Linked DNA regions of Mus musculus: region 1 is linked to region 2. The links are chromatin loops, found by intact Hi-C in ENCODE. Cell type or tissue: heart. All regions are shown on one strand. Each heading gives the region's core, and the rest is flanking DNA. Links, peaks and the distances in the headings are about the cores only.

Evidence for each region. Peaks named below come from ENCODE experiments on the same cell type or tissue, not always from the same donor. Only the 100,000 strongest peaks of a DNase experiment are listed, where the experiment ranks them.
Region 1: it touches region 2 in a loop (2.8-fold over the local background); 5 of 42 quality-filtered maps call a loop at or near these places.

Annotation. Positions count from the first base shown.
Region 1 is chrX:51,202,260-51,210,403 of GRCm38, forward strand. It overlaps Mbnl3 (muscleblind like splicing factor 3), which reads right to left and starts at 3,731. Exons shown (of 8, transcript NM_134163.5): 1 at 3,515-3,731. In heart, for the core only: a CTCF peak has its summit at 3,624; no DNase peak of the experiment used is centred there; H3K4me3 peaks cover 1,754 bases; H3K27ac peaks cover 1,439 bases; H3K27me3 peaks cover 415 bases.
Region 2 is chrX:51,373,842-51,376,341 of GRCm38, forward strand. No RefSeq gene overlaps it. Among named protein-coding and RNA genes, the nearest start is that of Mbnl3, 170 kb to the left of the region's middle. In heart, for the core only: a CTCF peak has its summit at 1,030 (motif pointing left); no DNase peak of the experiment used is centred there.

The DNA of each region.
Region 1 (8,144 bases), core at 2,588-5,087, 170 kb before region 2:
AAAGAAAAAGTCTGCCACCTTCTTGATTGTCTTTCACTAGAAGCAGAGTACGTGTAAAATTTTATGAATGAATAGCTTCATCACAGTGCGGCTTTTCGCTCCCTTTCTTCCCACCCCTCCTTCCAAGATGCAAAGACAGCTGAATGGAGTACACAACTGTACTGCAAGCTATATTGTCAACATCTGCACAACATCCAAGAGCCTGTCAGCATTCCAGCAAATGTGTAGAACTGTGCAGCCACTCAAAAGACAAAACCTTTTTTTTTTTTTAAATTTCCAAACTGCTTTTTACTTTATCGTGTAAAGTTAGACAGACAAGAACACACCTACTGGCTAAAAGGGTAACTTTCACAACTTCCTGGAAGTCCAGTGAGAGGCAAGAGAACCCATTTTAGGCAAGCAGAATGCAATGAGGAGAATGCACATTGTAATCTACTTTGTATTTTAGGTTCTTGCAACTGTACAAAAGGGCTTTCTGTTTAAATTGAAAGCCGTGCACAAAATCTGTCCCATCATGAGCTATAGACTGCCTATTTTCCTGTATAGTTCAACACTTTTTAAACAGTGGTGTATGCAAAAAATTATTTAACTCTAAGTTAGGTACAAATACACTCAGAGCGTGCTTCGGCTGCCAGCAAATAGTCATAGGCTTTATCCTCCTTAAAGAGAAGCTGGTATGAGATGCTATTTCAAGTTGAGAAAAAGCTATTTTATAACAGTCCTGGGACTCATTATGCATTCTTAAAGCAGGAACAGAAATCAGCGAGATGGAGTGGTTCTTACACGCAGAGCAAAGCAGAAAGTCACATTTTCATAGGAAGTCTCTGGTCTCATCCCTACATAAGGCAGCAGGGCAGTGACTGGGAAATGTTCTCACACCTATAGTGCTGTGGCCCCGAGGTTTAATACTTTCACTTTTTATAATGATGTCTCTGGCCCAAAATCATTCAGCCACACAGCTTATAGACCTGAAGACTAGGTTTGGGATCATTAAAAAAATGAGAACTTGATGGTTGTCATCCTTCCTCTGCAGATATCTATTGCTCTCCCTCTAGCACCTCCTTTCTCAAATGTGATGGCTTCCCATGGGTCTCTTCGAGCAGTGTGGAATTACTAGACAGTAAATTCCATTGTTAGCAGCGTGGGTCTTTGTTTCTAGGTAGACTGTAGAAAACCTGCACTAGACTTTAGTAGGTGCAAAACAAACTTTCCCCTCCTTTCCAGCTTCTATTGCTTGGAAGAAGTGAAAAGCACACCGAGTACAATAGGATCAGCTGGGTTATAGACAGACGTCTATTTAGGCTAGGCTTAGAGAAGTGTTTCTAAATATTTGGGAAAAGCATTTCCCCAAAGCATTATAAATTAAAAAAAAAAACAATTTGCTTTAGTATTTAATGTCTAATGGACTAAATTTTGCACAGTCCAAAAGAAAATGTGCCTATGATTCAGAAAAAGCCAAAGTCTCTGGTAAGGGTCCTTGTCAATATGCCTTTCTTCAGAAATACCTGGATCAATTACATTACGTGTCGGTGTCCAGTCATTGGTTCGGGTGCATCAGCCGTCTGTTTTTCAGTAGTCACCCAAAGCCTTGCTAATTAAACCAACATGTCTGCACTGTGATCAGTCACCAATCATTTCAAAATTAAATCTTGCAGCAGCTTTATTTTAATTGATGTTTTCCCAGGAACTTTACCTACACGTATGGAAAGGCTGTGGGGGTCAGAGGCCAGTTTAGAAAGAGCAATTAAGAACATCTAGACGAAAAGAACTCCCTAAAACCATTGGAACAAAATATTCACATCTATGTGTGTGTTGTGTGTGCTTACTTATCAATAAACAGTGTCACATAATCTACGTGTGCCGAAACCAACAGCACAACTAATGGCCTACGGTTAAACTTCAGTAGAACCCGTGTTTTAATGTCATTTTCTTATCACAGAAGCTTTTTTTTCCTAGTGCTAAAAACTACAGCTGCCTTTACAATCCTTCCCTATAATGTAGAGCCATCATGCCATTCAGCTCCAGGTGGTAAAAGCAAGCTGCCCAAATGTATTCACACAGGGAGGGAAGAGATGCAATGCAGTTCTGCGGCCCTGCTAAGGCATCCCATGGAAATGGGAAAGTTAGTTAGAGAAAGCGTTTGCTAATGACAAGCCATGCAGGAAGTTCCTTTATGTTAAAAAAAAAAAAAGGAAAGGTGGGGGTGAGAGGAAGGAAAGAGTAAACGAGGAAAATCAAAGGAAAAAAGAAAAGAAAACAAACAGGGAAAAAAATAAACCCACGCAACAAGTTGCAGTCAGTGTTAAATTGCCTTGTTTGCGCGGGAGTAGAAAAAAAGTTTTAAAAGCAGCGCATTTCATCGGTGTCCTAGCAAGGCAGCCAGTTTCCTAAACCCAAACTCATCCGCAGCCTTACCTTCCGTCGCTAGCTCAAACCCAGAGGCTAAGGGGCCCCTGTTCTCAGTGGCAGCAGTAGGGGCAGAGGCAGCAACAGCCGCACATGCCATCTGTTAGCGGGAGAAGCAAAAAAAAAAAAAAAAAAAAAAAGCAGCGCTGCGCTGCGCTAGGTGGCCCCGGTGCCGGGCGAGCCTTTAGCAGGGGTGTATAGTGGATGCCGCCATTTTAAAGCGAGGTTCCTGAAATCCTTAGATATAGGCAAATTAAAGCTCGCCCCACCTCCAGAACTTCAGGGCTGGGACGTGCTACCGGGCCCCGAGTCAGCGGCAGCGGGGTGTACGGTGTCAAGTCCAGCAACACGCGCTGCGAACTCCGGGGACCAAGACCACGAGCCCAGAGGTGCCATCCACCTCCGCCCCCACCCCACCCCCGTCCCCAGGCCCCCACGCTTTTGCCTCAGGCCTAAGGAGACCCTAGTTTGTGGGGTGCCCTCGGTAATGGGGGAGTCCCCCCAACTCGGCCGGCTTGCTAGGGGAGGGGCCCGGGAGCACGCCCTCCCCACCCCCCGCGGTCGCCACCGCTTGGTTCAGTCCACTCGGAGCACACCTCCGAGCGCCCCAGCTCCCCAAGCCGCCGCGGCGCGCGCGGGCGGGCGGGCCGGCGAGCGGGCAAGCGGGAGGGCCGGCCGGGGCAGGCACGGGGCTCCTGCCGCCGAGGCTCGTGGTTGCTGTGGCAACCGGCCCTCATCCCACCCCCACCTCATCTCCCCCAAACTGGGGCCCCTAGTTAAAGGCGTGCCCTAAGTTCTCCCCGGCACCCCTCCACCGTGCACCCCCACAACACACACACAAAAGTCCCGCATCCCTCCCCCCCGCGCTCCCCCGGGCTGACCCCGCTGGCTCTCACTTTAGCGCTCGGCCATTCGGGAGAGACAATTCGGATTTTAGGCGCCCGCAAGGCAACTCACGCCAAACTCCTGGAGTCGCCGGCAATCGCCGCCCTCAGCCGCCCCGGACCGGCCCCGCCCCGCCTGGCCAGGTAGCGCCACTCACCCCGCCTAGCCGTCGCCCCTCGCCGCCACTGCCACGGCCACCGCCCCCGCCACCGTCCAGCCTCACCTCTCCGAGTGAGCGACTCCAGCGGCGTCTCGCTGCGAGGACGCCACGCGCAGGAACTCCCCCGTGCGGCGCTCGCTGCCCCGATTCCCGCGCCCCGGCCCGGGACCGTCTTCCGCCTCCTTGCGGCTCGCTCGCAAAGAGCGCCAAAAAGTCGCGCTCCTGCTCGCGCTCCGACTGGGGGCACTTTCTTCCTGTAGGACGCACTTGCGTCGTGAAATCTCGTCTTTGTGAGAGTCGTACCTTCGCGCTTGCTTTTCCCGAGACTGCTGGCGTGGGCTTTATTCTCAGGGGGTGTGGCGCCTCCCCCCACCCCACCCCCAAGCCCCCAGCTTGCACAAGCCCTCGCCGAGAGTGGCTTTTGTCATTGCGTTATTAAGTATGTGTGTGGGAGGGGGGATGGGGGCAAATCATAACGTTCAGGATGTTCAGAAGCAAAGCCGGCGGGAAGCATGCACACGCCACCCGGGTCGGGAGCGCGAGCCGGCTCTAAAGTTTCTAGAGCTTCAGTGACTACAGTGCCAACTAGACAGGCAATTGTAATGCGAAGCTATAGGTTTCTAGACACTCCCGAGACAGGTGAGGTGTACTAGAAAAATTCCAAAATGACTTTGATCAATACGTATTTCAACTCGTGGAGGGTGAAATACTTACCGTTTGCCTTCCGGGGTCTCCTCCCTTCCATAAAACGCCAGATCTTTTATTTCGCTCCAAAAACTTGAGAGAAGAGAACTGTTGATCAGAGGAAATGCTTCCCCTACTGCAAGGGAGTTTACCGGGTAGGAGGAGCCCTGAGGTAGGGTTCCAGATACTTCTGAATGGAAAATGGACAAAGCAAAGGCGGTTTTATACTTGGGTTTTAAAGTGTGCATCTGGACATCTAAATTACAAGTTTCAATTTAATGCGAGCGTAATAAGAGCACCAGCTGTCTCTTAATTGGAGCCCCACAATAATAAATGCGTGCTTTTATTTAATTTTATGAGGACAATTGTAGATGATAACACACACACATGCAGGATCGTCAACGAGGATCTCGTAGCAATTCATGGCTGCTTTCCTGCATGCAATCAACTGCTTCAGTCTAGAACTCAGCTCTATAAGCTCCGCACAAAGTGCAGAAGCATTGCAGGGCATATTTAAGTGGCAGTTAGGTTGTGGAGTGAAGTGAATTCTCGGGCTAATTATACTTTTTAATTCTGCCCAACTGATCCAAATAGAATTCAGCTCATTTTAGGCAAGAAATCAATCTCTGTGTGTTAAATGCAAAATAATCAGAGTACGACAGCAATGGTTAGAAGACTGGGCACAAACTGCCCCTCACATCATTAAAATCTGCAATGGCATTTGGCAAGAACTGGGAAAGTCACCAGGACAATGTACAGGGATCATGTCAAACACTTGAGAGTTATGGCCAGGATCCTAACAAGTCAAAATAAGGACTTCCTGGTTACCTCATGAACTCCTAACTACTTCTCCCACGCCTTCTTTCATACTTGCCAAAGTCCCTGCACTACTGTAAAAAAAAAAAAGTCAAACTTGTCTGGCATATAGGAAGTGGTTTTGCCAGTCCACGAGCCACCACCAAACTAAAGAGGTGTTGGTTACTTCGAGAGACTGGAAGACAGGCAAGGCAGTATAACTTTATGCCCAGTGACCCAACAAATGAGGAGCTGTCATGTCAGTGACTCAACAAAAGGAGTCTTTATACTAAACTTGGGCAACACGGGTCCCTCACCTCTGTCCACCACTGCAATCCAAGACTCCTGCGGGACCCACAGGTTTTCCTAATAACCACCCACACAGACAGGCCCACTTTCACTGTTGTGGAGTTGCTAGAACAATTATTTCCTTAGGAATGTGCGGTACACTTCAAGGAATGTTACCCATCTAGGGGACAGCATGGTTTCAACATTGTCTCTTGCTTGAAAGGGCTGGCCAGTGAAAACTGCAAAGGAGATTTTACTGTTTTCTGGAGAGAAGAGTAACCTTATAAACAAATTCTAGCCAGTCAATAGTCTCTTTGGCTCTTCTCAGACATGGTTAGAGGAACATCGCCAAAGAAAAATAGGGCCGTGTCCTCACAATACTCTAGAAGGTCTCTTACCATAAATGTTTGTACATTCAAGTCTCATAACACTTCCATCTGCTCCTCATTTGCATTTGGGATCTTCTCGGCATCATTACCCTGAAGGATCTTCAAAGGTTACTGTTTGATTCAAAATTGTCATTCCTGGCCCTTTGCCCCACCAATGAGTCAAATGGGGCTTGTGAGCGATTCTTTACACATACCTTGGGAACATTCTTTTGACGCTTTTGCTGCATTTTAAAACTACATAAGGTGAAAACTGGGGCAGCCTCAAGTAGCGTCTTCTTCCAGGAAAGTATATTTAACTTTGACTAATGTAACAGGAAAAATTCTAAAACTCATATAATAATTTCATATTAGAAGGATTACAATAGTCCACAAACAAATATAGACCTATTTTTTAAAATGCTGGATAGGCAAAGAGTTAAAAATCTGTAATGTGTTAGTGTGTCATGGTTTTAAGTTTTTTTTTACAAGTTCTTATTATATTGTATTCGATTTTCTGCCCCCTCCTCTCAGCTAGGCAGCATAATTGATTTATTATTCTCTTTAGAAGACAATTAACCTGTGCGATTGGACATAAAAGCAAGGCCATACTATGACAAAGAATAAAAAGCATCTCTCTCCTGTTTTGAATCTGTGGCACTCTTCTCACCCGCCCTATATTATCAGCAACAGTAGCACTTGTTAATTCTTGCTGTGTTCTAGAAATGCTCACAGGCAGCAGCTTCATGGAAGCTCTTGTCTTCTCGATGAAGGGTGGCTCAAGAGCTATTGGCATTATTCACTCTTCATTCACCCATTCCTGAAAAGCCCTTTCCATTCAGAGTTGGGGATTTGGAGTTTGTGATTCACACAAAGCTTCTAAATAAAGAAACAGGGAGGGAAAAAAAGCAGAATCTAGTTTACAAAAAGTTTAGACAGTCAATAAATATTATCATCCAAGGTAATGCTTTTATAAAAAAAGTTTTATAAAACTGCATTTCTTAGACAAGAAATGATAAAATGACCCAGTATGTACCAGAATGCTAAAATAATTGTACACACAGAAAGAAATTGATCAGTAATTCTTAGGTTGCAAAGACAATTTTAAAAAAATTGGGGCTTTTTTTCTGTTACATAAATTTGTCAGTCACCTAGACACAGTCTGGTAAATGCAGAATTGAAGACGAATGTGGAAGAATTATATCTTCTGAAACACACTGGGACGAGATTAACTTACAAGACAATTTTTCTCCGGGCCTTTGAAGAATATATAGTATAAATTATCCTTGATAATTACATATTATATTTTTAAAATAATTCTTCAGAGGGAAATATGCTAAGAATAACACATAAAATGGTACACACACCCCCAAACAAAGACAAAACAAAATGGTAGGAATGTTATTTAAAAGATCTATCTATCTATCTATCTATCTATCTATCTATTTTTGGTTTTTCAAGACAGTTTCTGTGTAACAGCTCCGGCTGTCTTAGAACTCAACCATAGATTAGGCTGGCCTGGAACTCAGAGATCTACCTGCTTCTGCCTTCTGAGATTAAAGCTGTGTGCCAGACCTCTTTTAGCTCATTCAATTCTCATAACAATCACTTTAAGGTGGTGGTGATGATGATGATGATGATGATGATGATTTTCTCATGGAAAAAAACAAACAAACAAACAAAAACAGATACAACAGGGGTTTTCCCCAGTAAAACCTATCCAAGCAGTAGAACAAGGATTCCAAATCAGGATGGCAGGCTGCGTACTTTAACACAATAATGAACAAAGGTATAGGGTCTGATTAATTTGGATTTAGACGTGTGTTCTACCTCAAATCTCACATAGATATGAGCTATGACCAAACAGATAAAATGCAGATGCTTACTAAAAATATCTGATTGTTTATTAAATACACCTAGAAGGTATTTAGTAAAACCAAGTTTCATATATGATTAACATCACCTGTGAGTAGTGACCATGTCCCTCTCTGCATGGGTTTCTTTGGTTTTAAGACAGGGTCTCATTTTCTAATTCCCCATTGGGCTGGAATGCTAGATCCTTCTGCCTCAATCTCTCAAGTGTTGGGGTTATAAGTGCATGCTTCAGAACAGAAATGTGATCCTAGAAATAATCCTGAAGCAACAATCTGAAAGAAGAAAACAAGCAACTTTAGTCTTAATATTTAAAAGATATCTTAAAATAATCTAAAGGCACACAGTTACAGAAAATCTTACTTTGTCAATTTTTAACTTGTCAAATATCTACCTTTAACCACACTGAAGCATGTTCCAGCCACCAGGTAACATGCTGACGCACTAATGGCGCCATTGTAGTTTGTATTCATGCTACTGTACATGTAGTATCAGTATCCATGGGTATCGTTACTGGGACACTGGAATGAAACTGAATGCTAATGTACAAACACAAAGAATGGACAAAAAGCTAATAAACAGTCATTCGTATTTCAGTGACTTTTGGAAAACTATTTCTCTTTTTCTGTTTCATCAGAAATAAAATAAAAACCATACTCAGTATTTTGCTCAAAGTGTATAGTGTGAGG
Region 2 (2,500 bases), core at 1-2,500:
CTGTATGGATTTTTTTATTAGAAAGATTTGTGTGTTTGTTGTGTAGTTTTGAAGTAGTGGGGAGGGAACTCCAGGTTTTACACATGCTAGGCAAGGACTCTCCCACTGAGCTGTATCTCTAACCCCCATTAAAGTGGTTTATAAATAAATGCACTGAGACAGGAAATTTAGAAGGCAGAAGGAAGGCTATAGTCAGTTCTCAGCACATACACCTTGGCCCTTAGGTGCTGACTCACCTTGTGATCTGAGCCTGTGAGTAATCAACCGAGCATTCCAGGTATCCTACAATTTCTGTCCCATGATGTGTTTCATTTCTACAAATTAAGGGACATCTTCCTTTCTCAAGCATAAAATTCAAACTTTGGCATGAGATACCAAGCAACTAACTCTACTTTACAGAGATTCTTCACCAGCTCCTATGCCCTGTGCTGTCGAATCCCAGACACACATGCTCTCCTCTCCACAACATCTTGATAACTAGCTCTACCTCTTGTTCCTTTCTGCCCCATTACAAACGGGCCTCACACAAAGAACACAGACCAGCTTTTGAACTTACCGTCCACTTCTGAAGTTGTGCTGGAAATATTATGTCATGGTGAAAGACAACTTGAAGGGTCTGCTGTGGACACTAGCCAAATAAATGGGAAACAGACAATGTGCAGTGCTAAGGAGTATGTTTGTAGTTGGACAAGGAGAATAAGCCTGGCACACACAAACATTTAAGATGACGTATGGTGGCAAGGTTTGTACGAGAATCTCAAAGCATGTACAAATTTAGGTTCAGCTATATAGAAATGACTAAAAAATAAACCACCCTACTCACCACAATGGGTACACCTACTATCCTCAAAATTTCCAAAGTGTATGGAAGCCGGGTAGGCTAACATCTTAGCTAGTATTGTGACAAGCTGTTTGTAGCTGGAAGAAAGGTCCTGAGGAGGAGGCGCTGAACTGAAAAACTGTCTAAATCTCCCGTACTTCTGGGCTTTTCAGGAAACAGGATGATGGAATGATTGGCTTGGGGCGCCCTCTGCTGAAAGTTCTTGCTATAACCTCAAAGCTTACTGCCTAAAAGACTGAGCTTAAAGCCTCAGACTGCTGGGAAGGAAAAACCAAAGCGAGGAACTCCATTGCAGGTAGCCCTTCACAACAAAAAGCCTTTTGGCAGAACATTTTTTTTTAAATCCTAACACCCATTCACTAATTCTTTCAACAAACATTTGCTTTGTACATAAAATGGATTTTTTTTTACACTTTCACCGCCTTTTTATTATTTTGTGTCTCAGTTTAAACATCACTTCCTGAGGGCTGTCTTCCTTTATTATCCTAAATATCTTCTTTCTGTTATCTTTAGCACATCCTTCTGCATAATGACAGCCTATTCCAGTGCCGGTGACAGCTCACAAAGCTGCAAACCTGGAGCATGCAGACCTCTCAACAGGTTGGAGAAGTGTCTCTTCCAGGAAGCCCAAGTAGGTTGAACCTCTTCCAGGCAGCTCAGCTGCTTTCTATGTCTTTTAGGTGACTCAGCAGCTCTGTTTCCTTTAGGAAGCTTGACTGATCTGACTTTCCCGGGCAACTCTGTAGCACTAAGGACCTTTCAGCCCACTCAGACTGTCCGGAAGTATCTCTCAGCAGCTTTCACAGCTTACATACCCTTGGGAAGGGAGGATGGGACGTTTCAGAGACTTCCTGGAGTGACTGATTTATTTATTTTCTAGGCTTAGGGAGCTTCTCTCCAGGATGGAATGTTTCGCCTCCTCTTAGAACAGCCTGTTGTCGTATCTCCTTCCTAATATAGTTTGCCTTAAGGAACTTTCTTGAAAGATCCTTTATTATTAGAGGAAATTGCTGCACAACAGTGTGTGTGTGTGTGTGTGTGTGTGTGTGTGTGTGTGTGTGTGTGTGTGTTTGGCTTGTATGTTGTATGTGATTGGGTGGGGGAGCATACAAGAACAGTAGAGAAGGGAAGTGTGTGTGAGAGAAGAAAGCCATGAGCAATGGCAGCATGCACGCAACCTTTAGAGATGAACCTAGGCAGAAGATCATGAGGGAGAATCTCAGAGAATACCCTTGGGATGATGCCTGGAGTGGAAGAGTTGTGACAGGTTTTCCTCAGAACCAGATACTGAGGGCCCTTTGATGCTAGTCTAAAGAATTAGGGCTAGTGTTTATATATACCCAGTGGGTGGGCTTTGTTTATAATGGTATGATTTTGTGGAATGTATGTCACCAGGAATTAAAATGGAATACATGACACATTGTTAATATTTAGTACAATCACTCCAGACCATATTAGACTTCAGTACACAGCCTGGAACATGGGCTGACAGGGGGATGAAACAATGAAAGTTGTGGTTGTTACAGAGGATGCAGAATGCATGGCTGGTGCATATCTATGGCCTAGGCTCCATTCAACACACAAGGAATTTGGGGCCCTGAGCATTGGATACTGTGTGCATCTGTTAACTAGTGTTCTTTATATTGTTGAAAATTAGCA